6 separate regions of the Mus musculus genome follow, and all the other regions are linked to region 5. The links are chromatin loops, found by intact Hi-C in ENCODE. Cell type or tissue: heart. All regions are shown on one strand. Region 1 overlaps Exoc2 (exocyst complex component 2). Region 2 holds the start of Foxq1 (forkhead box Q1). Region 3 has its middle 33 kb from the start of Foxf2. Region 4 has its middle 7.4 kb from the start of Foxf2. Region 5 holds the start of Gm35302 (a long non-coding RNA gene). Region 6 overlaps Foxf2 (forkhead box F2).

Region 1 (5,000 bases), 180 kb after region 5:
CTTATGGATATAGAAAATACTGTCTGTAGGCCTTCCTGTAGTTAGAGGCTAAGGACCTGCACTAAATTATCTTCTAGGATAGGAAGGAACAGTGGGAGCAGATGTAGGACAGAGGATTTAGCAGTGGAACCAGAGAGCAGTGAAACTGATTGCTGCTCCTAGCAAATGCAGGCCCTGTGCTCACACTGGGCTGAGTGCTAACTGTGTTTCCTCTCTGGCCAAAGGGTCCAGCACACACAGCCACAACAACTGCATATCTGGTGTCAGAGCCCACCCTTGCCTTTCTTCCTCTACCTTTCTGAGGAAATGTTATATTTGAGGAACTTTCCTGACTTGCAAAACTGCACAATTTAAAGTGGAAATAAACTCTGAGTGAGTTAGCTAAGTGCCTTGAAGAAGCTTTGCTGCTTATGTGTTAGGTTAGCTTGCTCCTCCTGTGTGTGTGAGCTAAATTTATTTTCAGAAGTACACTAAACTTGTGGGTACAAATCTGAGAAGACACTGAGCAATCTGATGAATAACTTTTAAAATTACATTCTATTCATTAGTGGTTTTAAAAATAAGCTCAGAGCCGGGCAGTGGTGGTGCATGCCTTTAATCCCAGCACTTGGGAGTTAGAGGCAGGCAGATTTCTGAGTTCGAGGCCAGCCTGGTCTACAAAGTGAGTTCCAGGACAGCCAGGGCTATATACAGAGAAACCCTGTCTCGGGGGGTGGGGTGGGGGTGGAGGAAGCTCAGAACCAGGTCAAGTCTGTTTTACTTTAACATCTATGGCAATAGGTCCTGTGGGCACCAAGTAAAGCCAGAGACAGCCTGTGCATAGCTGTGTGTGTCCGATCCACTCTGCCATGTACAGTAGGAGTGATAGTTCCCCACTGCTGTGTTGTCTGCTCTCCTGGGCATAACTGAAGGTAGCCTCTTCCTGTAGCGTAGCAAGAAGCAGTGCTCAGCGTGGTTGCGCTCTCTCTGGCTCTCTCTGTCTAGGTGTCTCTCTTTCTGTCTCTCTGTTTCTCTCTCTGTTTCTTTCTCTCTCTCTCTCTCTCTCTCTCTCTCTCTCTCTCTCTCTCCCTTCCCCCCACTCCCCCTCCACCACTGTGTCCCTATTCCTGGAACCCTTGAGAAGCCCAAGGAGGGTGACTGAAAATGCTTTTAAATTTCCTTTGTTTTGTTTTCCTGAGTATTGAGACCAGAGTTTCCCTGAAAATGTTCCTCCTCCTCAAATTCTAAAAGTCTGAATCTCTACTCATGAGAACTAAGATCCTTTCCTCCGCCCCCTACCTTCCCAGAAGCCTTCTTCAGAATGTTCTCTAGCATATCAGTTAAAAAGAAAAGCAGTAACTTGTATCACTAGACAAAGATTCTTTTAATGAAACTGCTAGGTTTAAGCTTGGTACTAAAAAGGAAAAAAAAGGTATTGAAGTCTAGAACTAACACTGTACTTTGCAACCAAAACATTTTCTAGATTTTCTGAGACAGTAACTTCATCATTCTACATAAAATGTTTCTAAGTTTCTTCAATTTTATATTAAGATGGTACGGAGTTATTAAAACTTTTAGGGACATAATGTACAAGCTAAAGAGATTTACAATTTTAGAACATACAAAGCAAGTCTGCTGGGCTACTGCTAAGGAGCCTGAGTGACACACTGCCTGCAGCCCTAGCCAGGGGCTTCACAACGAGGAGGAAGCCTCTCATGTAAGAGTGTTGCTGTGCTGCGCTGTTGATAGCCTCTCAACTGGGGCTGAAGCAAAGTGTTAGTTGTAAAGTATCCAGATGCAAAGCAGCCGGATAGGGAGATATTGCAATAGATGACTCTCAGCAGGAAGGATCAGAAGGTATGTTCTCAGGGAAGGAAAGGCATAAGCTACTATTTGCTGTATTTATATCCCAAATAATAAAAGAGAAAAGCTCTTGGGAGAGGAAAAAATCAGAGTGGATTTGGAGAACTTTGCACTGAATTCCTCATACTAAGCTAAATGTAATTTGTTGGAATGTGGCTTTCTTCTGAGGGTAGTGCTCTTATAAATGAGGAAGGCTTATAGGTGCCTTCTTTATATGGGTAAAATCCTTTTTCTTTTTTAAAGTTGGCTTCCTACCTTCTAGCACATAAACATAGCTGTTTGCAGCCTGTGGACAGTCACAGGGAGGGCAGACGGCCATCATGGTGCTGATCTGGCAGAGTTCTGCTCTCTGGGGAGTCAGGTCTCTGAGCTATTAGCTCCTGAAGGTCAGGGTTGCCTGGCGCATTCCTAATGCATGTCAGGTTTCTATTCAACATCTTGTTTGTTGTGAACTTATTACAAAATGGATTTGTTTCTCCTCTAATTAGCTGCTAATTGAGATGTCTGAGTAATGAGTCCCCACTACTGAAGAAATGTGGGTATGCCCCACAGTGATTAGGACACGGCTAAGGTCACAGCTTGTAACCATCAATGAACATTTTCATAGACCACAAATTTTTAACCTCAAGGCAAATGTTAGCTGAGGGTTAAAGTATTTTAGTGCAATAAGTTCATTTGAAAATACTTCTAGAGTTGATATGTGTGTATTATATAAGGGCTCAGAACCAAACGAGTAATATTTGACAGAAAAATTTTGATTGAAATATATTTAAATTTTCTACAAGGATTTGAGTATTTCTTATACAAAGAAAACTTTAAATATTTTAAGAACTGTTGAAAGTTAAGAAAGCATCCATTTGCTTTACATTTTATAGAGAAATAGTTTCTCAGTTGTAAATTAATTTACCCTCTAGAGGTAAGTGCATGCTGTCAAAAAAACCTTAAATCTTAGTGGCCTCATACTGAAGTCATTGTAGAATAGTGTCACATTGCCATCCAGTGGCTGTATTTTGTATAGAAGAGATTGGGGGCAGGGACATTCACCCAGTTTCCTCTGCTGGCTCCCACCTAGGGAAATGAAGTTAATGAAATGACTCTTGAATAATAGAAAAAACTTGAGAGAAGTGACTGTTTATAAATGTAAAGTTAGTTTCTCCCTCTGCCTCAAACAAATGAGAAAACCTGCCCCCGGCGCTTTTGCATTGCACAGTTGTGGCGAACGCTTCCTGCAATGTGGTTTGTGACTTGTGGATCTGTAGGGGTAGGGAACAGGAGGGATGTCCCGTATACCAAGTGCGATTGGTAAATGCGAGGTAGAATTCTTCTGATCACTATTGGTCAGCTGTTTTCTTCCTCCCCACTCTCTTTATCTCTCTGTCTTTGTCCCCCTCCTCTTTTCTTTTCACTCTATCCACCCCTTTGATTTTTTTCTGTCATGTTTTCTTTAAATAATATAAAAATAAGTCTAAATGTAAAGAAGTGTTCTCACCAAATCCTTACAACCTTTGGTCTTTGTTGAACTAGTTTTGTCTTTTTTGTTGATTATTTGGCAAAGAGATAAATTAAAACCCTACAGCTGGGTCACCTGCACTCGCTGCTCTTCTAAAGGACATAAGTTCAGTTCTAGTGCCCACATGGCAGCTCAGAGCTGCCTGTAACACCAGTTTCAGGACATTCAGTACCATCTTCTGACCTCCACCAGCACCAGGAACTCGCATGGTGTACTTACGTAATGAAGGCAAAACATACATTCACATACAATTCTAAAAAGAGTAAAAACCCAACAGCTTTGTCATTTACTAGTGATGAAAGCAGTGGAGTAGATCTCAGTATAAACTAAGTACCAAAGACAAATATTGGCAAGTGCTTTACTAGTTTGTTAAGTTTTAGCCTTTGCTGTTACAACAGGAGCCTGTGCTTTGCCTTCTCAGGTATCTTTCCGACCTCCATGCACCTGGTGACCCTGCTTGGCAGTGTATTGGAGCTCAGCACAAGTGGACCCTCAAGCTCATGCAAGACTGCAAAGAAGGCCACATGAAGAGCCTAAAAGGCAAGAGATTCTCTTCCAGCTCACTTGCTTCTTAGTGCTTAGTAGTTAAGGGGATGAAGATGAGATTTTCCTGATCTTGGTACCTGTCTTCATTGTTGTCGGTCCTCTGCCCTACTGCTCAGTACTGCCCCTCACAGTGCCAAAGCAAGTGCCAAAAGTAAAAAAGAGAGAGCACTTTTTCAGAAATCTGTGGATGTTGTTGACGAGTGCTATAGACAGAACCTTATTTTATAGAAGAGTTAATTTTCCAAGAGGTGGACATGATTCTGTAGACATTGTATCAGCCCCTGGTAAGTTCCACTCTTCATCAGACATAGCCAGAGTCACTTGTGAGTTAGGCAAATACCAAGTGCTAGATAGACAGTGGTGAGAGAAAGAGAAGCAGGCTGTCTCCCCGAGCGACCAGCAGAGGAAAGGAAACATATTAAACGTGCAGCTAGGCAATTGAAATGTTGAGACAGGCCAGTAATGAAAAGAAAAATGACCATGGTTTTCAAGGAAGTTAACTGAGAAGAATATTTCACATAGTCAGTTCGAGAAGATAGCTTACAGAGGCTCCATATTACCTAAGAATCAGAAGTAGCTGCCAGATAACCTCTAGCTCAAGTAAGGAACTGCTGTCTAGGATTCTGGGGTAAGTTTAAAAAAAGAAATTACAGCTACGTTTATGTGCATGTTTATTGACTTTTCTTTGTTTAATTCTGACACTCAGCAAAAACATATTAGTGACTGTGCTCCAGTTAGTTGTAGTGCAGTCCCAAGGGTCTGACTTGTGCGTGCTTCCAGCATGTGAAGGAGGTGACACGTGACTGACCACAGGGATGCTGTATAATATGTCACTTCCTAAGACGAGAAGTTCTGAGTGGCATGGTAGCTCACAGGAGCAAATTGTGATCATGCTTTGAGGGTCAGGAAAGGAGTGTTGTGAGATCTGTACTGAAAGAAGAAAGATTGGACTTGAGGAAAACTTATTCTAGAAAGAACATCAGGGAGCCAGAGGCAGCCTTGCGTTCTCTGTGGCTGGAGGGAAGCACGTGATGAAAAGCTACAAGAGTTCAGGCTATAGTAAAATGGTGAGGTAATGGACCTTGTTAGCTGCTTGGAGGAG
Region 2 (5,000 bases), 480 kb before region 5:
TAATCTCCACGAGGGGAACCTGCCTTTCTCTTTCCTGATTGGTTTGTTTCAGCTTTGTCTACCTTTTGCAAGAATCCAAACCCATTAGTATCACTCTGAGGAATACTGAGAACTCCAACCCCTGGAGGCTTTCTTACATCCCTGTCCCAGAAGGAGCATCCTCCAACAGGCTCACTGCTTTCTTCTCCATGAAATGTTAAGATCTCAGGTCACGTTTCTGTCTGGCATGGAGGCCCAGATATTCTGTCTGAATATCTCACCACTTCAGACTTTTCCAATGTACGGAGCTGTTAGGGACCTGTTGCTTTTGAACTTACCAAGGAATCAGCGTCCTTATTTGCGAATAATATCTCAGCTGATGGCAGGAAAGATCACAGAAGTGTTCACACCCAAGCAACTGTTTTAGTTCAAGAAAAGGTAGCTTTGTTTTGATAAAACAAAAAACAAAAAACACTAGCATTCAAGTTGCCCTGAAAATTGCCTGAAGGCAATTTTTGGTGTGCCAAATAAGTTTTACGCCAAGATCAAGTTTCCAGCTTCAGTCAACTGACTTGAAAATGTCCACCTGACGAAAAGCTGTTTGCTACCTCACCTTGCCAGCTCACCTGGCCGGCTAAAGGTTCTTAGGAGAGAGATAGGCAGATGTATGTGTTGTGCTAACTCCTGAATGTCTTTGAGTCTAGGAAATTCTATTAATGGAAGGCACATCCTAGACATTGTGAAGCAATAGCAGAAAATGAAACCACAAATATCTTGATCTCGGTATGAAGGACTTTTTGTTTGTTTGTTTGTTTTCGAGGCAGGGTTTCTCTGTATAGCCCTGGCTGTCCTGGAACTCACTTTGTAGACCAGGCTGGCCTCGAACTCAGAAATCCACCTGCCTTTGCCTCCCAAATGCTGGGATTAAAGGCATGCGTCACCACCGCCCAGCCTGAACCCATTTTTTTTGGGGTGGGGGAGTGGTAAAAATATCTACCCCAATCTACTATCACAAAGTGTTTTGTAGATCAATTTTGAGTTTTATTTTTTTTTAAAAAAACAAGCAGTATGCCTGGGGTTCATAAAATTTATATACAAATATATACACAGACACAAATAATATTAAAATAAAAATCACACGGTTTCTCGTGGTGGCGGCCCTGGCACCCCACAAACATAATGCTAACTTTTCCTTTAAAGAAATTGCTTGGCCCAAGAAGACCACAGTTAGGTAACCACTAATAAAGCTGTAGCCGTTGCCTGCAACATTTCAATTCAGGTTTCAAAAATATATAAATAATTTAATTACAAAAACCCAACAACATTTCCCTCTTTTTTTTTTTTTTTGGCACAGTGAAGCATTGGTTGTTAGCAAAGAAAATGACCATAAGTTTGATTGACAGCTCTCTTACACGCAGCAGTCACTCCTGTGAAAGACACACATTTACACAGCGGGGTCTCAAAACCCCAAACAGTAGTCATCATTTACCCCATGGAGTGGTTCCCTGATGTATTTTTCTTTTTCTTTTTTATGGGTGGGGAAGGTAAATCAGTGGAAGGCGTGACGCAAATAGGAGGGAAAGGAAAGCCTCTATGCGGGAGAGTACAGGCCTGGCCAAGAAATGGAAAAGAACGGCTTTGATCCTCTGTAAAGTTACAAAAGACAAAGGAAACTATTCTGGACTAAGTTAAAACACTTGGGTCAAAATGCTTAACTTTAAGGCACATTTGATGGAGAGTTGAAAAAAAGAAAAACTCTATTCCTCCGGAAAGTGGAAAGTGCACAGCCCTAGAGCCCACATTCCAACCTCCTCAACAAAAGGCGCCCCCAACTCCACCCTGCTCAGCACCCCTTCTGCTGAGCACAGAGCTCCTGTCAAGCTAGCAGAGTCTCCACCGGGTAGGACAGGTGCGGACCGGGACCGCAGGCCGCTGCCGCCTGCAGGGCCGTGGGCAGCCGTAGGGGGCAGTACAGGTGCGCCGCGCCGGCGGTCTCCGGACCTCGGAATGGCTTGGCTGGAGCCGCGGTGGAGAGGGGCGCCAGCAGAAGGGGCGCCGCGGGCTGCACCTCGGTCCCGCGCGACGCCAGCAGCGTAGGCTCGCTTGCGCCGTAAGCACAGAGCGGTAGCAGAGCGCCACCGGGCGCCGCGGGAAGGAGCGCGGGATAGGCGCGCAGCGGCGGGCAGGGAGCGGCGCCCCAGGGTAGCTGCACCCCCAGAGCCGAGTCGCCGTCGCGGCGGCTGCGAAAAGGCTTGCTGAGAATGCTGTCGATGGCGAAGGAGCTGGAGAACTTGCTCGCAGGGCTGGAGCGCTCCTCCTGGCGAGCCGGCGAGCGCGCGATCGGGGAGGAGCGGGCGGCGGGCGCGGGCTGCGGGGTCCCGGCAGGTCCGGGTGGGGCTTCCTCCGGCCGCAGCCCGGACGCGGAGACTGTGGTCCGGTGGCTGAGGCGCTTGCGGCGGCGGCGGAAGACCCCGTCGGCGAAGGTGTATTCGCTGTTGGGGTTGAGCATCCAGTAGTTGTCCTTGCCCCAGGGCCGCGAGGGGTCGCGCAGCACCTTGACGAAACAGTCGTTGAGCGAGAGGTTGTGGCGCACGGAGTTGCGCCAGCCCGTGTAGCTGCCCCGGAAAAAGGGGAACTTGCCCATGAGGTACTCGTTGATCTCGGCCAGTGTCAGGCGTCCGCCCGCGGAGTCGCGGATGGCCATGGCGATGAGAGCGATGTAGGAGTATGGGGGCTTGGGCCGCCGCGTGTACGGCTTGCTGCGCGCGCCCTCGCCGCCGCCCACGCCGCCCGCGCACGGCCCTGCCGCGGAGGCCTGCGTTCTGCTGTCATCAGTTGCCTCCGGACCGTCTTGGGCGCTCGGCCCGCCACTCGAATTCCTCTCGCCGCCGCCACCTTCCAGATCCCCGGCGCCGCTGCCCGCCGCCGGGCTGTTGGCTGCACAGTCCCCGTCTGAGCCTAAGGAGTCGTCACCAGCCGCGGACAGTGGAGATGGCACGTCGCTGCTGCCGGCCCCCTCCAGATCGCTGCCCATTTTGTCCCCGTGGGCTGCGCGTGGGACGAACACCTCCAATTTCATGCCGGCGCTGGTGCTTCCAGTCCGGCACAGTTACCCCTTTCCTGCGAGGTCGTAGGAAGCGAGTGGCGCCCGGAGTGGCGATCCCGTGGCCCGCTGAGTCTGTCTTCTCCTGGGAGGGACCGCTCCTGCGTCTTTCCGAGAGAGACGCTTTTCCGAAAGGTTCTCCTCCGCTGGGATTTTTTTTGGGAGGGGTTTTGATTGTTGGGTGAAGTGAGGAGTGGAGTGATAGAAGTTGGTGCAGTGCTGTCCTTACTCCGAGGTTTAGAGACTTTGAGCGGAAGACAAGCGAGGAATGAGGGGCCACCCTGCGAAGCGGGGGCCAGGACACACCAGCCTTAGGATTTCGTGCTGGGAGGACCGAGCCGGCGCTTATGCTATCGGTCTGGGCGTCCAAAAGTGTTCCTTCGCTGGATGTCTAGGTCTCAGGCACCGACCTGACGTCTGCTGGCGCACCCGCTACTTTTGAGGATAGGACGTCTTCAGCCTCGAGAGCCCATAGAAAGGAGTCTTCGAGGCCGCCGCACCCGCAGCCGCCTTGCCACCCCCGGCTTCCCGGGCAGCATGTCCGCGCTGGCCGGCCGCAGCAGAATCTCGCCTCCACCTTCGGTCCGGCCCAATATAACCCTGCGGCGGCTCCGCGCGGGCGGGGCCTGGGCGCCCACGGCCAGGGGGTGGGGGAACTAGGTGGCCGAGGTGGCCGCGGCTCCCCCCAAGGCGTTCATCAGGCCGAGGCCACGCGGCGGCGCGGCCACAGAGTCTCCGCGGGCGCAGGTTGTTTGTTTTGGGTCTGGCCGGCCCCGCCCTTTCGGTCTCGCCAATGGGGAGCGAGCGCACGGCTAGGGTGTGCGCGCGAGTGTGCGCGCCTGTGCGGCTGCCCCGCCCGCCCCGCTGCGCAGGTAGGAGCTTCTGGCTTCCCGCGGCCACCGAGTGGGTTTCTGCGCCCCCCGGACTCACCAAGACGATTGCTCTCCTATACCTGGTAGAGCTGACACTTTTTGGACGCTCCAGAGAGACACCTAAAAGGGCTTAGGCCGAGGGACTGGTTGCATAGGTCTGGCCGCCGTCCTGAGCTGCGCGCTGCGTGCAGCCTGCGGATTTTTTTGGCAAGGAGAGCCAATATTCTTAGGAAAGGAAATCCCTGGTGATAATTGAATCGCTGAACTGCAGACACCCCGTGGAACAGCCTTTGCATTGACCTCTTTCGTGCCCTTCCTCTTACTTCCTCTCTATGGCCAACTTTACCCCTTGTAACAAGTAAAAACCACGAGCTTGAAATTCTATGATTCTTTTTGGTTGATCGTGCCTCTTGTTTCTTAGCCGGCTTCCGACTTTCACTTTTATTTTGTCATACCTGGCTGGAGGCTCTGGGGGGAAGGAGGCAACGCCCCATACTTTTACCGGGAGGCCGCTTTGCAAGAGAGGTGCCCGGCTCTGCCTGCCTTGAGTCCCTTCCGAAGTCTTGTGACGTGGGCTTTGCCCACAGCCATGCAGTGCCCGGGTCTAGCAATCAACAAGAATCACGGGAGGATGTGTGTTCCTTGGGGCATGAGGCAAAGGCAAGGCGTGTTTATCGCTATTTGTCTGCAACTGTGCTCTAGAACTTGCCTTGGCTTTAGTGGCACGGGTGTCAAACAGGAAAGGAGGCCTCTTCTGCAACTCCTCCGACTCCCTGACAACTCTGTGTCAGTTCTCCAAGGAAAGGGGCCTTGCACTAGGAAGGGTGCACTTTTGACCCTATGCCTACCACGCCAGCTTCCTCCTTCTTCCTGCTTTTGTTGCGAATAATGTTGAGGCTGCGACTATGTGGGAGAGCATGTTTGAAGTTTATTTTATTACTTTCCACCATTTGTGTGGAAAGCATACACAAGCTTCTCTTCTCTTAAGTCAAGAAGCCGTAAAGGCGCTCAGAATGCAGTGGGCATCTTGACAGCCAGCAGGAATC
Region 3 (5,000 bases), 580 kb before region 5:
TAACATAAATGAACGTGCATTAATAAATTAAGTCTGTGATACAAAGTCTGAGGCAGGCATGGTGACATAATTAGTGTCACGTGAAAGCATGGGGTCCTCACTCACAAATGACTTAGGGATTTTCAGAGGAGGGCAGTAGGCCATCAAAGGGTGCTCAGGCCCCTGTGCCACAGTGGGGGAGGGGCGCCCTATGTAACCAGCTGTGCTCAGAGTGTGTGTGATCTGTAGAACATGGCTAAGTCCAAACCTGCCCAAACTAGAAGACGGGCTGGCTTGTTCTTGCCTAAAGCACCATGAAAATTCTAAGCTTCCCCTCCCCCCTCCCCGAAAGAATAAAAGCTTAAGTAATGAGAAGCTGTCCAACGGCTTTGGGTCACTAGCAAACTGCAGATGACCATACATCCACAGTGACCAGAAAGAATGCCACCACCAGGGTGAACCCATAGGCTGATGTGGGATTGCAGGAACGGCCACTCTAGGGGGAAGAGCTGGAGAGGGAGCAGCTTAAAGGTCTTGGCCACAGGTACGGAGGATCTTGAACCCAAAGTCGCTGAGATAAGTAAGTTCACCCCCAAAACTTCCTCACACTTTCGGTAACTTTTGGTAACACTCTTCTTAGCGTCAGGCAATTTTCCATGAATGTTTTTATTTTTATTTTCTAAGATGTATAAAACCAGAACCAGTCCCGAGAATCCCTTATATGGACCAGATACAAATCCTTAACCAGTGCTCTTTGAAAAAGCAGATACTTTTAATTTTGATAAACTCTGAATGATGGATCTAGATCTCTTCTGCTTTGGGTGCTGTGTCCCCAAGACCTTTAGCTAGTAAAAATAGACTTGGGACTCAAACCTACACCTTAGCTCTACATACCACATGTTTTCCTTCACCCAACTGTGCCCACAGACTTGCCAGCTGCTGATGGAGCCCCCCGCCATGTGCCAGTCTCTGAAGCTGCAGCAGTAAGCAAAACCAAGCCAATGTGTCACCGTCCTAGAAACAGAGTGGCTCTGGACTGAGGGAGGGAGCCTGTATCACCCCAGAAATATGATCAATGAGGTGCTATAGTAAAAGCAAAGGTAGAATGGGGTATGGCAAGTGAAGTGCGCAGGGACAGTGGTTCTGTGACCCGAGGTAAGAGAGACAAGAGAGTCCATAGCAGCTTGAGGGGATAGGGTCTGGGACCCATAGCTAGGGAAGAAGCTGATTGGCTCCCACAGGTAAAACAAAGACCTGGATCTCCCCAGTGGGAGGGAAGTCCCCGGAGGCACTGTGCGGGGATGTGATACGTTTCAGGGGCCAGGCTGAGAACAGACTGGACACCCAAAGGGAGCTCTGTGAGCCACTCAGGTGAAGCAACCGCTTGGACGGTCATCTCCACAGAATGGCAAAACAAAGTGGGAGCCAGATCAATTTTAAAAATACACCTGAGAGAATTTTCTGGTGGGATAGATTGGGGTGGGGGCAAAGAAGGAGAGAGAGAAGAGAAAATATCAAGGCAAGAAGCAGCTTGGCCGTGCTAGCAGGAAAGCTGTTTGTGGGGTATCAAGCTTCTTGGGACTGTGGGAGTTAGGTTTGGGGTGTTTGCATGTGTGTGGGGGGACTGCCTATTAGAGCAGAGACATCCACATGGCAGCTTTGAGAGCTACAAGTCAGGGAATCATTAGTGTCCCCCTGCATTTTAAGGCAAGAGCCCGATAAGACCCCAGCTCCATGCTGGGATGGAACCTGACCCTGGGTGCTGCCCAGGCCCTGGTAACTGGAAAGTCAAAACAACAGAGGAGCCTGGAGGTATGAGGACCAAGAAGGGTGTAAGGGAGCAGGAGAGGAGGGCAGCTGAAGTCAGGGAGGCTAGGGTTGCAGAAAGTAGTGGCTGGTGAGCTGCTTCAGGCAAGACAAGAACCAAGATGGCCACCCTTTCAAGGATGGAGCCAGCACCATGATGCTTGGGTAGAAAGAGTGAATCCTAGAGAGATGTGGTCACTGAGACCCTAATAGCCCTCCTGAACATCTGCTGTGGAGGTGAGATAGGCAGGAGCTGACACGGAAGCTGGGGTAGAAAGACAGCTGTGGCTTCTTGTTCCTTCTCCCCTCCCCATCTTTCTCCCCGTCTTCCTATCTTTTTTACCCCCACTTTTGTTTTAGATAAAACAATCGCACAAAATGATACCCAAACCTTATCCGGATATTCAAGTACTAGAAAAGATGTTCCAGTCTTGAGGGAAATCAAGACAACATGAGACTCTGGTTTTGCCCCGAATATTTATTCTGCAAATATAAGACTGCCAGTATGGATTCTCTGAAAAGAAATGCCATTTGAGGCAGGGAGTTAAGGGCTCCCTGCAGTCTAGAAGAACTTCATGTTATATGAACTTTGCCCATCAGGTGGCGATGTTGTGCCACAAAAGGAAAATCATTTCCAACTACTCTTGCTCTGCAAAACTCAGGAACAACTTTCTAAAAAAGATTGTTCTGCCCATCCCAGCTCACTACCAACTTCCCACAAAACGGGGAGGTATGTTCACATATTCCTAAGCTCAAACTTTTAGCAGCTCTGGGATTCCTTTCACTGTGTATGAGCTCTTGGATCTAGTATGCCCTGTGTGTTACCACCATTTTCTTTTCAGTGTCATATCTGTGACTCTGGTTCCTCTGGTCAACCCAGTCTATTAGCCTCCTAGAAAACAACTCAGTTACTGCAAGGAAACAAGGAATAGCAGACTCCCCTGAACTACTGGGCTCACCGTACCCCAACTGAGCGGGAAAGGACTGTCCTTCAGCGCAGACCTCCAGTAGGTATGATGTCTGCCATCTTAGCCCATCGAGTGCACATCTCTGTAATAATGCTGCCATTCCTACCACCCATCTCTGGCATTGTTTCATTTTTCCCAAGCCAAGTCTACTCACTGAACGCTGACTCCCCTGCCCCTCCTCATCCAGCCACGGCCCATCCCCCTACTTCCGTCTATATGAGTTTTACCTCTATTAAGTGGAACACAGAGTATTGTCCTTTGTACCTCTCCAGTTTACCAAACCTCAAGGTTTACCATGTGGCACCTTTTTAAAGCTTCCTTCCATTTTTAGCACCAAGTGATATTTCACTATTCTGTTGGAACGTACCCACACCTGTGTGTTAACAACCATCCAGAAACGAGCCTTTGCATCGTTTCTACCCCTTAGCTGGATGTGTGGGCACATCTTTTCACTTCTGCTTTCAATCATCTTGTGTGAGTCCCCAAAGCTGAACTGCTGGATCAGGTGGTGATTCTGTGTTTAGCCTTTTGAGGGGCCACCATGCTTGCCACGGTAACTGGAGGAGTTTACAGTCCCAGCAGTGTCCCTAGGGTGCACAGTGGCTGAGGAAGTCTGAAGGGGGTAACTGCAAGGCACTTTTTTGATGGCTTTTCTGGGCAAAGTGGGGGTGTGAGCATGCCAGTTTCGGGTCATTGGATATAGAGAAGGATGTCGGGGGGCTCACACATGAGTCCCTACAGCCAGAGCTGGGGCAGGGCCTAAAAGTGGGGCCAAGCAACTGCTACCCATGTATGGTTTCCTGGGCCAAAGCTAACATGCAGAACTTTACCCCAAACATCCATGTCTTTTCTTAGGAGCCAACTTGAGAAGGTCACTAAGACAGTTTACATCTTTCTGAGGTCCGCAGAGGGTTCCTTTTTTCTGTTGTAAGAGTTTTATCAAGTTTAGGCATTTCTCAGTGAAATAAAATTTTTGTACTATGGTCAGCAGACAAGCTGTTCAGCTGTTCATCATAAGGTTCATTTGGGTGACCAACAGCACTGCATGGATATTGGCTTGTCAGGGAGTGATTTGAGCTACTGTCCCACACACCTGCCCAAGGCACTGTCACCCATTCTCAGAAGATTCTGTCTTCTGGAACCCAGTTCTTTACGTATGCACACTTAGAGTTAGTATGAAGTGATAAGACTCAGTTTAAACCACTGGTTCTCAACCTCTGGGTCAAGACCCCTTGGGAGGGGCACATACCAGATATCCTACATATCAGATACTTATAGTACAATTCATAACAGTAGCAAAACTACAGTTAAGCAGCAACAAAATGATCTAATGGTTGAGGGGGTCACCACATGAGGACTGTACTAAAGGGTTGTAGCATTAGGAAAGGTGAGAACCACTGGTTTAAAGGAAAAATCTGTCCTGGCACAAGCTCCGTTTGTTTCGTCTGTAACAGTGCTAAGCCCTGGGTTTTAAACACCCCAGCTTAAAGGCTGTCATTTAAAAGAAAGTCTTATTCATGCAAAGCATACACACAATGTTCTGGTGAACTTCACACCAATGTACGCAGGTTAAGGAAAAACAAAAATGAAACAAACATGAAGACCTGTTAAGTGACCAGATCAGACAGGCTCTTCCAGAAAGCATCCCAAGTACAGAGAGTGACTCAGAGCTGGGACAGCTGTTGGGAGCCATGTCAAAGAGTCCAATCTGTCTTCCAGTGTGGAGCAGAACCAGTGCTCTGGCCCAAGAGAAGAGAGGTATAATCCTTCGAAGGAAAACTTGTCCTAAGGATGGCATTTGTATTAAAACTCTGCATTCCTGACCCAGTTCAGTGAGGGTAGGCAGCACTGGCAAGATCACACAGCTCTTAGGTGACAGCACTAGGGCCCAAAATTAGTAGTTGGACTCTAAGTGAAATAAAGGACTAACTTATTTATATTGTATTTTATTAGTATTTGTATGAGTGCATATATGTCTGTGCACTACTCAGTGCCTGGTGCCCATGGAGGACAGAAGAGGGCATCAGACTCCATGGAACTGGTGCTATAGACAGTTGTAAGACACAATGTGGGTGCTGGAAATTAAACCCAGATCCTCTGGAAGAGCAGCTAGTGATATAGGCCAGGCACTGTGGTGGAGTGCTGTACACACCTGTGATCCTAGCTCTTGGGAGGTAGAGCAAGAGGGTTTTTGTGAATATGAGGTCAGTCCATCTACATGAGACCCTGTCTCAAACCACCCCACCA
Region 4 (5,000 bases), 540 kb before region 5:
CCTTGACACTATAGCAGACAGCACAGTACACTCAGGAGTGGCCACCTTGCCTGTCCCTGGTTATCTTTTCTCTTGGGAATTCGCATGCACACCCCTCCCTTCCCACCTACCTCTCTCCCTACCCTCTCTCTCCCTCTTTGAGTTTTCTCAACCCCCTCCTTTCTTCCACCTTGGAGGTGGCTAGGGTGGCTTGCCACTCGGGCTCACACGGGGAAGCTCTGCAGAGCCCGAAGAGGTCACTCCAGGAGGGCACTGGGCATGCACACAGGGATGCTACAGAAAACACCCACCAACACCCAGAGGCTGCAAGGCTGGCCCCAGACCTCCCCGATGGAGCGGGAAAGTCGGCTGGCTGCGGGCAGGCTTTCACGGAAGCGCCCTGGAGGTCCCAACCCAGTGGCCGGGTTTTCTTCTCTAGTTTGGCAGGGTCTCCTCGCCCTCTGCCTTCCCTTCCCCCCCAAATAAATAAATAAATATCTAGGAGGGCAGCGATCTCGGCGGGGCGCTGGGCCCCGCGACTCCGCGCAGATGAACTTCCTGGCGCATCAAGACTCGCTGCAGTCCTCCCGCCGAGCGCAGGATATGGGGCGCGCTCGCCTCTCTTCAGAAAAGGAAACGTAGCTCTTCCAAAAATATAAATCAGTTCTGACGTCCAAATATTTCTTTTGTCCTCCAGCATCCTCTGTAGGGATAAATAAAACGTGCTAGGCGCCCAGAGGCCGACTAGGGACCTCGGGGCGCCCAGACGCCGCCTCTGAAGTGCTGCTTCTTGCGGAGTCTCCCTCCCCATTTGCCACTCTTACCCGGCCTTGGACCCCTTCAGCTTGCCCCTTGGTCCCTGGAGTCTTAGAGGGCGATTGGCTTACGGGGCTGGCCCAGGGGGTGCTGGGGAAAAAAAAGAAGTCCCGGAGAGCAGGGCCTGAGCAGCCCCTTTCACCACCCAGCTAGCCCCCAATTTTCCAGTCCACACAGGGTGTGCACCTAACCCTTCCAGGAGGGGGCTCCTGGTGCCTCATGGCCTCGGGTTTCAGTAGTTCCAGGAGGACTCCGGAAGACCCCACATCAGGCCGAGAATACTCCTTGGGCATTCCTAAGGCTGCTGCTGCTCACCCAGAGTCAGCGAGGAGACTGTGCAGCTGATAACAGGGCTATCAGCCTGCCAAACTCACGTGTTGGCATGGGTTTAGTCAACCTTGTGCAGCTGATAACTGGGCTATCAGCCTGCCAAACTCACGTGTTGGCATGGGTTTAGTCAACCTTAAGCCTGTTCGCCTCGTAGGAACACTTTCTAGTTCTGTTAGGGTTTCCACTGGGATTAGAAAACAGCTCAACAGTAAGGCAAACCACAGCCAGCAAAAGTGGCAGAGAAACCAGCAAGACCCGAAAGAAGGTGGGTTGAGGGTGTGTTCCACAACTCCATACCCCTTCTCTTCTCTCTCCTGAAGCTGGGGTGTTGGGAGTCTCCTCTCCCCACCAAGTCCTCCCCCCTCCACGTGCACCTATGAGGTGAGCCTGAAAGAGTGGGGTTCATGGATACAGGACAGAGGTTCCCATCTGTCCTGGGCATTCCCCCTCCCGACAGTCTCAGCCTAACTCCAATATTCTTGTGTGGGTCTGGCTCGAGATTGGGCTGCGTGTGGGCGCTCTTCGCTTACCCCTTTCCTCCAGGGGATCTTCATGGCTGAGCTGCCTCAAAAATCTCCCGTGCAGAATATCTTAGAAGGGTTTAGACAATCTGTCACCCACCACTTCAAGAATGCTTCCTCCCTTTCAAACACAATCCTTGGACACCAGAAAGTCTGCAGTGGGCGTGCGCTTGAAAAGAGAGTAACTATGTAACCAGCGTCAGAGACGCTCGGAACGCTTTCAGAAACAAGGACCAGGGCCAAAAATCCCTCCAAATGATTTACGGACCCCCTCGTCCTCTTTCCCACCTTTTCCAGGACTCTGCCTTGCGCCTGCCAACCTACATCCTCGCTCTGAGTAATGTCAACTTTGAATACTTCTTGGTTTGTGTTTTTGGGAGGACACACTTTGCTTCCCGAGGTTCAAAGAAGATAGTATGTCTAGGATGACATACTTGTGGGGTTTGCTCGCAAAGTCTTTGCTGCTTGAGAGGGAGCGAGCTGCAAAGCCTGGTTGTGGATTTTTGGAGTGTCAGTTTGCTTTTGTGTCTGCTCTGGCGACTTGGGGGAACTGAGACGCGCCCAGTGTTCCTCTTGTGTCCGCTGGGTGGCGCCAGGCTCTTGGAAATGGCAGCCCCTGGGGCAGCCTGCAGCGGTCCACCCCCCAAAGGCTTGGTTTCACCTGCGGGCGCTGGAGCCGGGTGGGGGTGGGGGTGGGCAGCACCCTCCCCCCAACCCCCTTGCAACTGGTTGAGGTCTATTAGTGTTGCGCTAGGTGGATAGATGCCTTCAAATACTGGCTTATCACGTCCTCGTCCTCGGTTGGTCCCCCTTAGAGGCACATTCTCCAGTTCCATTTTCAAAGGAAAAAGAGCTAGGTCCAGGTGAAGAGGTCGGTCAGTTCCTTTAGTTTTTGGTTTTCAAAGGCGGTATGAGCGGTGGTGGTGGTAGAGGCGGAGCGGGTAGGAGTTAAGGGCATTATGCCTTAGTTTTCAATTACATAGGGAGCTCCTGGAGCTTTACTCTGGTCCTGTAAACAAATGAGTGAACCGAAAACAAATAAGGGAACCAACCAACCAAGAATACACCAACCAACCCCCAGGCTTGTTGTGTCGGGGTTCCGCAGCGATTTTCTACAAACGGCCTATTTTTCTTTTTTTTTCTGGACCTCAGCCATCTGGTCTCCCGTTGTCTTCAGTGACGGCAATACTAGGGGTTGCTTTTGTTCTCATTCTTCTAGACAGAGGAAAGCCTATGTGGCTTCTTAAAATTGTCCTGGTGAAATCCTGCAAAGTGAAACGAAACCTGAAGGGTCCTTGAGGGACAGGCTGGACCTAAAGTGGACGCTCCAGGCAGGTGGGAGTAGGCTCTGGCAGCAGGCTGGGGTTGAACCAGACACACCCAAGCATCCTACTGGCTGGAAAGGAAAGGAAAGGAAAGGAAAGGAAAGGAAAGGAAAGGAAAGGAAAGGAAAGGAAAGGAAAGGAAAGGAAAGAAAAGAAAAAAAAAAAGAAAAAAAAAGAAAAGAAAAGAAAAGAAAGGAAAGGAAAAGAGAAAATCCCTTAAAATGAGTGCAAATAAGTTATTGGTGCAAACAGTAAATCCTTTTGTGAAGTTTTACTTTGGTATTTTGTATTTGATATTGCGAAGAGATTCACAGTACAGTGATAGGGAATATGCAGAGTCTCCCTCTCTCCCACTCTCCTGACAACCAAGTATCAAGTTTATTATCTCGATTGCCTTAATTATTTCCTCAATTTTCATTTCTGGCTGAAATATTTTAAGCACCTCTAGAAGTCATGTTTTTGAAAATGCACATTTTTCCTCCCCTTAACACCCCCAAGTCTTTCATTTTTTGGATAAACAAGCAACTCCCCCCCCCCCCGCCCCCAACTACCACCACCACCAACAGGACACTCAGAATCAGGGCAGGACAAGTGCTCTGCATATTTTTCACCAACAGAATTTTCCAATGTGATGCTCCCCTCTCCCCCAGAGGGACTTTAAGCCCAAGTTTTGGCTTTGCTCTGCCAGCTTTCTTCCTTGAAAGTCCAGTGTGTGCTTACCATCACGATCCTCCCTCCCTCGTCACCAGAGTCAACTCTACATTGCTTTCTTTAGCACAGCCCATATCAGTTCTAGAGAACACATCTCTCTCTCTCTCTCTCTCTCTCTCTCTCTCTCTCTCTCTCTCTGTGTGTGTGTGTGTGTGTGTGTGCAAGTATGTGATGTATGTATGTATGTAAGTATGTATGTATGTATGAGATCATCCTTGTACAGCATTTTAAAATACATTTCTAGGCAGGGGCTATTTGTGGGAAGAGCTTTTCTCATAGTTTGAAAGTGCCTGCAGGAGAATGTCTGATTGGCCAGGGGGGCTAGGGAGAGCTGCAGATGCTGGCAAAGACGTTTATTAGCCTTGCTCCTTGACCTCTTGACTAATGTCAAGACTCTATGTACATTTATTAAATATTTGTTGATTTACTCATTTTTTTCTGTGTCCTTGAGGGCACATGTTCTGCTCTTTCATGTTCAATGAAATCTTAGCTGATAGGATAGATCACTCCAGAATGGTGATAGGTAGCCCTAAATTTACAGCTTGCCAAATTACACTTGGTCATAGTGATTTCAGATCCGTTGCTAAGTATGCTCGAACTTCTGTTTTTACATCTTTTTCCGTAAAATATAAATACTAAAAATTAAGAGATAATGACCATACACTCTCCCATGGTGACTGTAAAAATAGAATCAATGGTGTAAAAAGATACACACAGCCATCTTGTTACTTTTGGCCCAAGCGAGTAAAAGTTCTGTTTATTTTAAGTCACCCTGTTTCATTCCACATGGGATTGTTCCCCCTCAGCACTCTAAGTAACTTCTCTCGTGCAAATCGGTGTGCTTAAGCCCACTTCTAGCCTGGCCTGGTGGCGCTGCAGGCGGCGGGCGCAGGGGGCGGGGGCAGTGGTCGGCTCCTTCAAGAATGAAGTTTCTAGGCTATGGCTGGGACTCCAATTGCCCAGATCAAAAATGGAAAGGAAAGATGGATATTATTCTGTGTAGGATCAGGAAGCCCTAGGAAGGATTTACCTCGTTCATTGCACCTGGGGAGAGATTCGCGCCCTCACACAGGTGATGTGTCCTAGCATTGTTCAACAAGACGGTGCCCTGGAGTGTGCATGTGCACTCACGTGGGATAGGGGAGAACGTGGTGGTGCGGGATTGATGGTGGGTGTGTCAACTGTGCGGGTTGAAATAAGACAACAGAAGGTTGCAAGCTCCAAAGCAAAAATTCCTGGGCCAGAGAAGTGTGCTCCAATTTGGGTTGTGCTGGCTCTTGCCCTATCTTGGTCTGGTCTGAGGGTCCTGGGATGGCTC
Region 5 (5,000 bases):
CTCCTCCTTCTCCTCCTTCTCCTCCTTCTCCTCCTTCTCCCCCTCCCCTCCCCTTCCTTGTCTTCTTTCTTCTCCTTCTTCTTTCTTCTTCTTTATCTTTCTTTCTTTCTTTCCTTTCTTTCTCTTCTTCTTCTTCTTCTTCTTCTTCTTCTTCTCCTCCTTCTAATTATATATATATATATATATATATATATATCCTACACATCCTGTCAAGGCTCAGGGAACCTCACAGGAAGGAGACTGGAAGAATGTAAGAGCCAAAGAATGGGGAAAGCTGTTGTAAAGTGCTGTCTTCCAGACATGACAATATGACATGACTGTCACACTTAGTCACAACAGCTGTGGTTCCCTGCACAGGAACAAGTCTACCAAACTCCCTGTGTAGAAGGGGTAGGCAAGGTGCTGGCCCCACCCCTTACTGAGGAGCTACTGGTGGTGAATAGCTGCTAAGGAGAACAATCATCCTTTTTTGAGGATATGGCCACTGTAGGCTTCCCATGCTCTAGGGGATGCCCCACACCCATGCACAGGCAAGCAGTACTTACTGAACTTGAGTGGAGTAAAAGTAATAATGAAAAAACAACATGAAGTTGGGAAGGACTATGTTGTAGAAAATATGGGAAATTGGAAGAAAATGTGTGTGTGTGTGTGTGTGTGTGTGTGTGTGTGTGTGTGATCATACTGCATTGCATATATGTATGAAACTCTCAGGAATAAAGAAAAAAACATTGGTAGTAAATAGAGGGAATTTACTTGGGAGAAGCAGTAGGACCAAGAGGGGCATGAAAAGAGAAGATGAGGAGGAGAAAAGTGGTCCTTGGGTGTTTCATACAGTCTAGCTATCATCTACCATCCATCTGTCTGTCTTCATATAATAGAAGCAGAAGGGGGCCACTTGGAGGGAAGAAGGGGGTCTGTAAGAGGATGAAAGAAGCAGAGAGAAAGGAATGGGTGTGCATATAAGCAAAGTAGAATGATGTCCATGTAAGAAAATGACATAATGACGCTTGTTGTTTTATACTCTAAAAATTCATTAAGACAGAAAGAGAGGCTAGCAGAGAAGGCCATTGCCATAGGGAGAATTAGTTAGGGAATGGCCAGAGGCAGCTCTTCCATGTTGGCTACTTTAGGAAGCTTTAACTCTTTCTAGCCCTTTTGGATGCTGATGAGAGACAACCTCACGATGAGAGAAGGATGGAGCTAACACCAGCACTGGAAAGCACAAATTGCTTGCTTCTGAAACAAGAAAAAGGCCTTAAGGAAGGCAAAGCTACTTGCTCACCACCGCAGAGCCAAGGCTCACACCGTGACTGTCATAGCTTCTTATATCAGGAGAGTACCACAGACGGACTTGTTCCAGTGCCTTAAAGGTGTCTGTGTAGATGAGACAAGAACAGCATCATGCTTTGAGGCTATGTAATTAATAACTAAGCCTGAGAGAATTCAAGTAAGCCCCGAAAGATCATTCCTCACCAAAAGAAAGGTTGAAAGCAAGTATGGAGTCAATCAGCGTGCACTGCTTCCTTCTGATTCAAAACACATTTCTCTGAAAATGTTCATATATCTAAAAAATGTGTATCACCACTTTCCACATTTTAAGATGCTGAGTTAAAAGTAGAGGGGCATAGGTGAGCTGTATATTTATTAACTATAATTGAACATGACTGCTTGCTAGATCACTTGTTACATATGAAATTCCAATTTTGGAAATTCTTATAATTTTCATTATGCATTTTAATGCAATAAGCTAAATGTATTAAAAATTTTTAAATATAAGTCATGTTTTATTCAGGCTTCCAAACGTAACTAATTTAGCAGAAGGTTCCAACATCTGCTTCCAAAACAGACTTAACAACCTCAGACCATAAGGCTGATTCTTTGCCTCACTCAAGAAATGTGCAAATATGGACCAGGGCTGGCTGGAGGCGCTTGGGAAGGTTCCTAAACGTGCAGAAGGTCACATAGATGCCAGTAGACAGAGAAGATTCCAGAAGTGCTGAAAAAGTCACTGAACTGATCAAGTTCTGACCTCGAGGAAGATGAGGTGTGGGGGAAGGGAAGTCTTGAGAGCTGGGGTCCCAGGGCCCCTGGCACTGTGTCCCCTCCATCACCAGGAGCTCTTCTACCTGAACAGCTACCAACCCTCACCTGAAATGACAAAAACCATGCCTTATTTATTTCAGTGAAATTTAAATCATAAAATGCATCATTACTGATTATCCAAACCCCATGACTAGGAAGAAAATAAACCTGGGAATTTCCACATTCACATTTATACACAAAAGCCTTTGTTTTAATGTTTTATGTCCCTATGATTTGTGAAACAAGGTTCATTCATTTGAAGTGTGCAATTCGATGGCTTTTAGTATGTCCACAACGATACAGCCATCATCATATAGTATAATTTAACAATAGTCGTGTATCCTAAAGAAACACTACAGTCACTTTATCGCCCCAACTCCCACTCAACGCCTCCCCGCAGCCCTAGGGAGTCACTAATTCATTTGTACTGCCAAAGAGACAGGACATTCATATACACAGAATCTTACACTATCTAGCTCTTTGTTATTAATTAACAACCTTTTTTTAAATAACTTCCTTAAAAATCCATTTTCAAAAGCATTTTTTCAAACCTCAATCCTTTTTTATTTCAGTAATCTAGACAATTTTGCAATCCAAGTTCGAACTTCATGTTTCCTGCTTTGAAAATGCGATTTTTTTTTTTTCTTATCTCCGGGACCATGAAGATTGTTTGGCTGTGGTAGGTGGCAGAGACAGCTGGCTGGCTCCAAAAGGAAAGTAACCAATCTAGGCATTGTGTGTCCTCTTGCGACCCCTGGTGGTTCATTGAGAGAGTGTTTTTAAAATGAATCCCTTGGAGCGTTTTAATCTCGAAACAGAGCACGACTACTAATTAATATCAAATGTAACTAAAATTTAAATTATGTTACTACATTTAAGTGTCCTACTATTTTTCTAGAAATTATAGACTTTAAGTCTGGTCCCCAAGCTCCTATTAGAACCCTGTCCAAATGCTTTCTTAATACTTTTCATTTTTCACAAGGAAACATTAAAAGCCTTTCATTTTATTCCTGTACAAAAACACAAAATCCTGACCGCCCTTTCATGACTTCATTACTGTCTTTAAAAATAAAATAAACAAGGGGTCAAAATTTTACTAAAACTTGTAGTACTAAAACCAAATAAAACAGACATTAAAGTAAAAAACACAAACTATATATTAGTAACAACAAAATCCTCTAAGGTCTGCGCTTGGTGAAACTTTCCTTCAGTTGTTTATCACAGCTATTGCTATTTAAGCATCGCTCCACTTTTAACTGGGTTTAAAACTGAAACTTTAATACTTACTGACTTTTTCCTAATTCTGAATTCCTTTTGTAAAATTTGAACTAGAAGGGACAATGAGATAAAATACTTATACAAATAACTTTCTATGTTCCTTTAAATACAATAAATTACTGCTATGGCCACACTAAATTATTTCTGATGCAGTTGTATTTCTGATTTATTAATAAAACTTTATAGTCTTAGAGTCTCAAACCTTGACAAAATATATATTACGTATATATTAAAACAAGGATCCTAGTTCACGTGGCGTCTAGACTCAAGAAGAAACCAGAAGCAGGCGAGTCAGAGCAGGGCAGGGACCAAAGTGAATAAAATCAAAGCTCACAATGCACAGTCATTAAAATATCACAAGGAAATCCATCAGTTTGCACAACGAGTACATTCTAATAAAAATATTAACAGGATACACACACATATACTGCTAAGGAATAACAGATTTTTTTTTAACTATTGTCTCCAGAAGCACTTTAAATTTTGCTCAAAGTTTGAAAACTCTTTAGAAGTGAATGTGTAATTTAACAGACATTATTACTCTGAAATTATTTATTTATTCTACTTTGTGGAGACTTAAAAATATATCTTTCTACCACCTAAGACAGAGAAATTTTAATAGTCATTTATCCATCTATAAATACATCGGTTTGAACGAAAGATTGCAAGTTAGAATTGAAATTGTAGATTTTTAATGAAACATCAGACCTACATAAGTCATTCCTTGGGAAAGCACAAAATGTATGCACACCTGTCTCCATGCACAAAGCAAAATGGAGCTTGCAGAGTCAGCAGGCTCTAGCTGATCCAGCTGGCGTTATCTGGATGCAGACGGCACCCTCAAGACCAGAGCCATCACTAACTGCAAGCAAGAAGAAATTGGAGACCCGTCCTTAACTCCACTGGAAAAAGGGAGAAAAAAATAAGCAGGGCTTTTTGTGACAAAAGAAATCGGAAGCAGAAGCCCACAGGTACCTGGATTTGTGCTGCCTGCCTCTGTAGGCACTACCACGGGACACAACGTGAAGAACGGGCTGTTCCAGCTTTGCTTCTGAACTCCTTCCATATCGCAAACCACTGTGGAACTCTTGCCATGGCTTTGGTATTGTAAGGATCATTGAATTAGAGGTAAATTTGATTTCTGTGATGCTGGACCCTTTACTTTTTATGTTGCCTAAAGAGTTTTAAAAAAAAGAAAAGAAAAGAAACTTGTTGTTTATTAGTGTTTGTTTACGATAATTGTAGAATAGTGAGAATAATTTAACTCATTTTCTTCCTCCCCCAACCCGTCACCCCATCCCCCACCCCCACCCCCAAAAGGAAATTGAAAGAACACGGCCTGAGATGTAGATCCAATCCGAGGTAGCACTCTTGCCTGGCGGTACAAACCTGGGATCTATCCCCAGCATGGCAAGTCACAGATCAAGAAATAAAAACCCCTTTTGAACTAGAGAGACTGATATATGATCCTGGCCTGGTGAATGTAGATAGAGGGGGGCTAAAGACAACAAAAGACCTTGCCTTAAAGCCCTTCTACCTTTTCTCAAAAGATGGTCAATTACTGTTTACGGCTCCAGCACTCTTTGATAGTAATCAGTGGCTTGCGTCTCCCTCCTCTCTTACCGCTGTTTACTCTGAGG
Region 6 (5,000 bases), 550 kb before region 5:
ACTAACCTGGACCCTTGGGGCTCTCGGAGACTGAAGCATCAACCAAAGAACATACATGAACTAGACCTAGGCCTCCCGGCACATATGTAGCAGATGTGCAGCTTAATCTTCATGTGGGTCCCAAACAACTGGAGGGGGAGGGGCCATCCCAAAGCTGTTGCCTGTCCGTGGGATAAGTTCTAGCTGGGCTGCTTGTCTGGCCTCAGTGGGAGAGGAAGCCCCTAGCCTCACAAAAACTTGATGTGCCAGGGTGGAGAGATCCCAGGGGCCCCCATCCACTCGGGTGGGAGGGATGACCAGGAAGGGGGCAGTGAGCAGGATGTAAAGTGATTAAGGACAAATAATAATAATAATAATAATAATAATAATAATAATAATAAACCAAAACCCAACAGCTTTTTAGTCACTCATTAACAGGTTAGTCTTAACATAAAAAAAAAAAAAATCTTACTCAGTGTCTTTCTAGAGCCATGGTCTTCAGAGTGTGGTCCCTGGACAACATCTTCAGCATCTTTGAGAGCTTATTAGAAGTATCAATTCTTGAATTCTCCCTGGACGCACTGAACCCCAGTAGCCCCTTCTTAACAAACACTACTGGTCATTCTGGGGTACCATAGTGTCTGAAAGCCACTGCTGCGGAAGAAGCCCAGCACCTTGCCTTGTCTGCAGTGTCAGATGAAAAAGCTTTCCTAGACCTGCCTGGAAATGCATGGGGGTGAGCCAGACCCCTGAAACACATGACCTAAGAGTGATATGTAAATAGGATCAAGGTCTTCACGCTATATTAGCATCTGGAATGGCCCCTCTAGGCCCATGTACTGTCTTCTGTGATGTTAGTAGAGGTGTAGAGCCTTTAAGGTGGAGGGACCTAGGTGAGAGGTTTTCATATCACTGGGGGCGGGAGAGGGGCTTGACTAGGTAGGCGTGGGGCTGCATCTCTTCTCTTTCTAATCCCCCAGATCTGAGGGGAATCGTTTGCTCTATGATACATTTCCACCGCGGTGTGCTATACCATCCAGGCCTAAAAATCCGTGTCCCCACCCATCCACCCTCTGCTCTCTGTGAGCTGCTCATCTCTGGTATTTGCTGTGCTAATGGAAACACACTGTTCTCTCCCCCAGCCCCCAGCATGGGGAAACAGAAAGGATTAACTAGGTAACTGTGTAGGGCTTACTAAGACAACCACTGCCCAGGCTGGGCATGAGCCACGGGCCTGGTCACCTGTTGCCTTCCTTCTTAGTTTACATAGTTCTAACTAAAAGCAGACACAAAAAGGCCAGTCATTCTTTTACAAAATATTCAGCTATCCTTTTGCATATCATTTTATTCTACCAATGAGCAGAAGTTCTGAAGACCGGAGGTACACTTGAAATATGTGGGTTGGTAAATTCAAAACTCGGTGGCAGAGTAAGTGATTAGCTTGTGGGTTCAGTCCCCAAGATATAGAAATAGTTAAGTGATTCGGAACCCCCCCCCATTGAATTACTTAATCGTCTTCATTTCTAAAAGCATGGTAGCACATATTTTAGAATGTCTTACCAATATTTCAGAAACTTAAAACTAAGAATTATACTTTGTCAATTTGCAGTCAAAATACCGATGACCATAAAAAAAGAAAAGAAAAAAAATGACTATTAACATGTCTGAGTGCCTGTCTTGGATGGAGGGGCAGTTAAGAGAGAAGCATTTGTGACACAGAAGGGAACAGTGACTTTAGTTGAGAACTCTAGAAGCTTTCTAAAGGTATCAAGATCTTAGTAAATAAGGTCGGGAGGAGGGCTGACGAGTCTTCATCAGCCTGAGGATGAAATTGTAGATGGAAATAATAGATGGAGAAAATTCGAAGTGCTTCCTAAAAACAGAAAGCATTAATTCCTGACAGAGTTGTTCTAAATATCTGTACTGATTAGCACCAACATTTTGTATTCTTAGTGCTTTTTAAGCCCAGGTCCTCATGCACCTGTCTCCTGCTCCACCAGGCGGCGCGCTGGTCCTCCGGATGCGGTTGGCCAGATCGGCCTGGAGTTTGAGGTCCCGTCATTCTCTGTATAAACAAGTTACGTTCAAGTGTTTAGGATATAAATTACGACCATGCCGGCTGCCTTGGAAGGAATGTAAACACAGCACTGTGGTCGGAGCAAACTCTGCGACTGACTTCATAATTTATAGCAGGCCCCCCTGAGTAACTCAGAATAAAAGACAAAAAGGATGGGGGGGTGTAGAAAAAAACTATGTAAATGCAAATATGATAATGCAGAAACAAAAGTGTTTAATTCCGTAGTTAAAAAAATACAGAAGAGAGCCTAAGGGCTAGGAATATAGCTAAGAGTTTTGAAACTAGATGTTTTATTCAGGAGAACACCTCAGAATCAAGATTCCTTGAGATAGGGGGGAAAATATCCTCTCCAGAGTTAACAGTAAGTGCCTGGTGGTGGATTGGAAGGGAAGAGAGTTTAACAAAAAACAAAAAACAAAAATCCATCCCTGAGCAGAGACAAAAATTACTGCAACATGATTAAAAGTGACTATTGCTCTGCCCCCAGCACATGGGTGTTCTGAGTGGGAAATAAATCTGCCGCCTGGTTGGACTATTTTCCCATTTCAATCCCATGTCCTACAAGTTCTGTGGGTAGCATTCAGGGTTAGAAAACCTGGCAAGAAGTTGTGCAATCCCATGGGAGGTGTGTGTGTGTGTGTGTGTGTGTGTGTGTGTGTGTGTGTGTTGGGGGCAATTTAAATCCCCTTTGATCTGACCATCACCCAAAGCAGCCTGCAGCCTAGATGGGATGTGGAGGCTCTGGGAGGTGGTTCTTTACTCTGCCCTAGCATCTGGTACTGGTGGGAGAGAGGAAGGAGCAAAAGGGCAGAGCTCTTGGGCACAGGAAAGGAAACAAAGAGGGCGCAGAACTTAAGCTTCCTCAGATCAAACCCCTTGGCTTTCCATATCTTGCCTGCTTTTGTTGTTTTTATTTATTTATTTTTATTTCTTTGGTGTTTTGTTTTTTAAGTTCCTTTCACCTTCTGGTTTTTGTTTGGCTAGAAAAAGTGAGAGTGAACTAGAGAAAGAAATTTAAAAAAAAGTGCCCTCTCTACTGAGAAGACCCACCATCAGGACTGGACTGGCTCATTCAAAACAGAGACCTCACATCACGTCAGTTATACAACCTGGGGGTGGGCAGCCTAGAGCTGCAACTGTCACCGTGGGGTGTGGCCACAACAGGGTGCCTGCAGAGGAAAGGGTCCCTAGAACAACTACTTGTTATACACATTTTATTGAAAAAAAAAAAACCTTACATCAAAATATCTTGGCAAACTGTCAAAGTATACATAAGTGCAAATATACCCTCCTTTTACAATACAAGCGAAGTGTGAGTATACGAAGATCATAAAAATACTTTAAAAATACGGTGGTAGAAAAACAACCTTGTAAAAATGTACTGTCACAATACTGAGAGCCACTTTCTTAAACTAGACTATCGGTTCTTCATTTCTTCACAATGTTCTTTGGCACCTGTATCCGAAGAAGGGAGTGTTGGGGGACTGGGAGTGGGTGGAAGAAATGTCCTACTGAGCCAGGGAACTAGAGAAGGCTTTCTTGAAATTGTGTGCTTTTAGCACTGCAATTTTGAAAAGCACACACACACACACACACACACACACACACACACACCTCCCTTTTCAGACCCTGATTAGTGAATGCAATGGCCACCCCAGAACTGAAAAGTTTTATGTCCTCCACACAGTAACATATGTCTTACATGTAGTCACCTCCTCTGTCTGTCGCTCTTCTGGGATATTAGCTTTCGAAAGGTTTCCTCTTCCAGGGGCCGGGCAAATATCGGTGAGCAGAACTCCCTTGGGTATTTGTCTAAGTGATGGGTGTGCTACTTACTGCTATTCGCTATCCAGCGTGCACAGTGTGAGTCCGTTGCAGTTCCTGGCTGCCCCTCTCGGAGGGGAGAGGAGAAGAAGGCAGAAGAGGGAGAGCAGAGTGGCCTTCAAGGCCTCTGTCCATTCACATAACACAGGGCTTAATATCTTGGCACACGCTCTGGTGATGATGGTGATAATAAGAGCCACTAGCGGAAGGGTGGAAAGAAGAAATGCCATTGAAATTGAGGACGAAATCTTTCCTGTCGCACACTGGAGTGGAGTGGTGCTGGTAACGGGGCAGTCCGACTGAAAGAAGAAAGAAAAAAAATCTTTTCAGTGAAAGTCACCCAGCTGATGGTGGGGTGTATTAGTTCGAAATTTCCCATTAATTTGTGTTATTTTTGACTGAGGGTGTAAAGGCAGCTGGTGGCCTTAGGGTGTATGGCTATAAAACCAATAGGACGCATCTCGGAGCGCCTTGGAGACCCAAAGGCCTGCCCTGCTTTGGTTTTAAATACCCTTTCTTGAGAGGCAAGTGGGAATTCAAGAACGCCTTGAGAGGTAATCTGTTCGTGGATTCCCACATCCCTCTCTTGTGCTGGGAGACCTCTCTGCCAGGCCTGGATCCAGGCTGAGCTCGGCACACGCACGCTGACACTTTGCGCCATCGCCTCTGTTTTTGTACCTAATTTTTCTGTCTCAAGAAGTCGGGATGGGGTGGGGGTGTGCTACCCCCTTCATCCACACAGGATGACAAAGAAAATACCTTAGAGAAGAAGGGGTCTGAGAAGGGGGAGAGAAGAGGGCAGCCCCCTCCCAACCACAGGCAGCAGGCATCTTCTAGATTTCGAACCCTGGCCTTGGATAGGCCAAGAGGTGCTCTTTAGTCATGGTATCTAGCCGCACACGGAGTACCCGAGGGAACTGGTGGCTCCCGGGGAAAGCTTGTGTCTAGCGGTTGTCCACGACCTGAGCCGGTCCTTCTCAGCGTCAACCTGCGAACCACTTTTGCTTTTGCTTTCTCCGCTCCAAGGAGGAGCAATCGGCTCATGCGATCAGCGCGCATCTCTGCCACAGGGACAGGCTTTACCAAGACTTCCTCTACGCACCCGGTTGGCGTGACCCGC

The links. Hi-C counts contacts between places; a loop is a spot of excess contacts. Peaks named below come from ENCODE experiments on the same cell type or tissue, not always from the same donor. Only the 100,000 strongest peaks of a DNase experiment are listed, where the experiment ranks them.
Region 1: it touches region 5 in a loop (4-fold over the local background); 19 of 42 quality-filtered maps call a loop at or near these places.
Region 2: a loop joins it to region 5, with 6 times the contacts of the local background. A loop is called at or near these places in 6 of 42 quality-filtered maps.
Region 3: a loop joins it to region 5, with 8 times the contacts of the local background. A loop is called at or near these places in 12 of 42 quality-filtered maps.
Region 4: it touches region 5 in a loop (7-fold over the local background); 32 of 42 quality-filtered maps call a loop at or near these places.
Region 6: a loop joins it to region 5, with 4 times the contacts of the local background. A loop is called at or near these places in 8 of 42 quality-filtered maps.

What each region holds. Positions count from the first base shown.
Region 1 is chr13:30,899,677-30,904,676 of GRCm38, reverse strand. Exoc2 (exocyst complex component 2) reads left to right here. Exons shown (of 28, transcript NM_025588.2): 11 at 3,774-3,892. Among named protein-coding and RNA genes, the nearest start is that of Hus1b, 46 kb to the left of the region's middle. In heart, a CTCF peak has its summit at 2,840 (motif pointing left); no DNase peak of the experiment used is centred here.
Region 2 is chr13:31,556,975-31,561,974 of GRCm38, reverse strand. Foxq1 (forkhead box Q1) reads right to left here and starts at 3,805. Exons shown (of 1, transcript NM_008239.4): 1 at 999-3,805. The coding sequence starts at 3,058. The coding sequence ends at 1,856. In heart, a CTCF peak has its summit at 1,933; a DNase peak (open chromatin) is centred at 3,814; H3K4me3 peaks cover 3,253 bases; H3K27ac peaks cover 1,723 bases; H3K27me3 peaks cover 4,687 bases.
Region 3 is chr13:31,656,600-31,661,599 of GRCm38, reverse strand. No RefSeq gene overlaps it. Among named protein-coding and RNA genes, the nearest start is that of Foxf2, 33 kb to the right of the region's middle. In heart, a CTCF peak has its summit at 2,366 (motif pointing right); no DNase peak of the experiment used is centred here; H3K27me3 peaks cover 2,230 bases.
Region 4 is chr13:31,615,934-31,620,933 of GRCm38, reverse strand. No RefSeq gene overlaps it. Among named protein-coding and RNA genes, the nearest start is that of Foxf2, 7.4 kb to the left of the region's middle. In heart, a CTCF peak has its summit at 2,223 (motif pointing right); no DNase peak of the experiment used is centred here; H3K4me3 peaks cover 2,064 bases; H3K27me3 peaks cover 4,422 bases.
Region 5 is chr13:31,080,431-31,085,430 of GRCm38, reverse strand. It overlaps Gm35302 (a long non-coding RNA gene), which reads right to left and starts at 4,534. Exons shown (of 4, transcript XR_382159.2): 1 at 4,336-4,534; 2 at 4,112-4,222; 3 at 2,030-2,148; 4 at 1,028-1,374. In heart, a CTCF peak has its summit at 2,841 (motif pointing left); no DNase peak of the experiment used is centred here; H3K27me3 peaks cover 2,342 bases.
Region 6 is chr13:31,629,661-31,634,660 of GRCm38, reverse strand. Foxf2 (forkhead box F2) reads right to left here. Exons shown (of 2, transcript NM_010225.2): 2 at 3,255-4,179. The coding sequence ends at 4,016. Among named protein-coding and RNA genes, the nearest start is that of Foxf2, 6.3 kb to the right of the region's middle. In heart, a CTCF peak has its summit at 1,971; no DNase peak of the experiment used is centred here; H3K4me3 peaks cover 893 bases; H3K27me3 peaks cover 3,549 bases.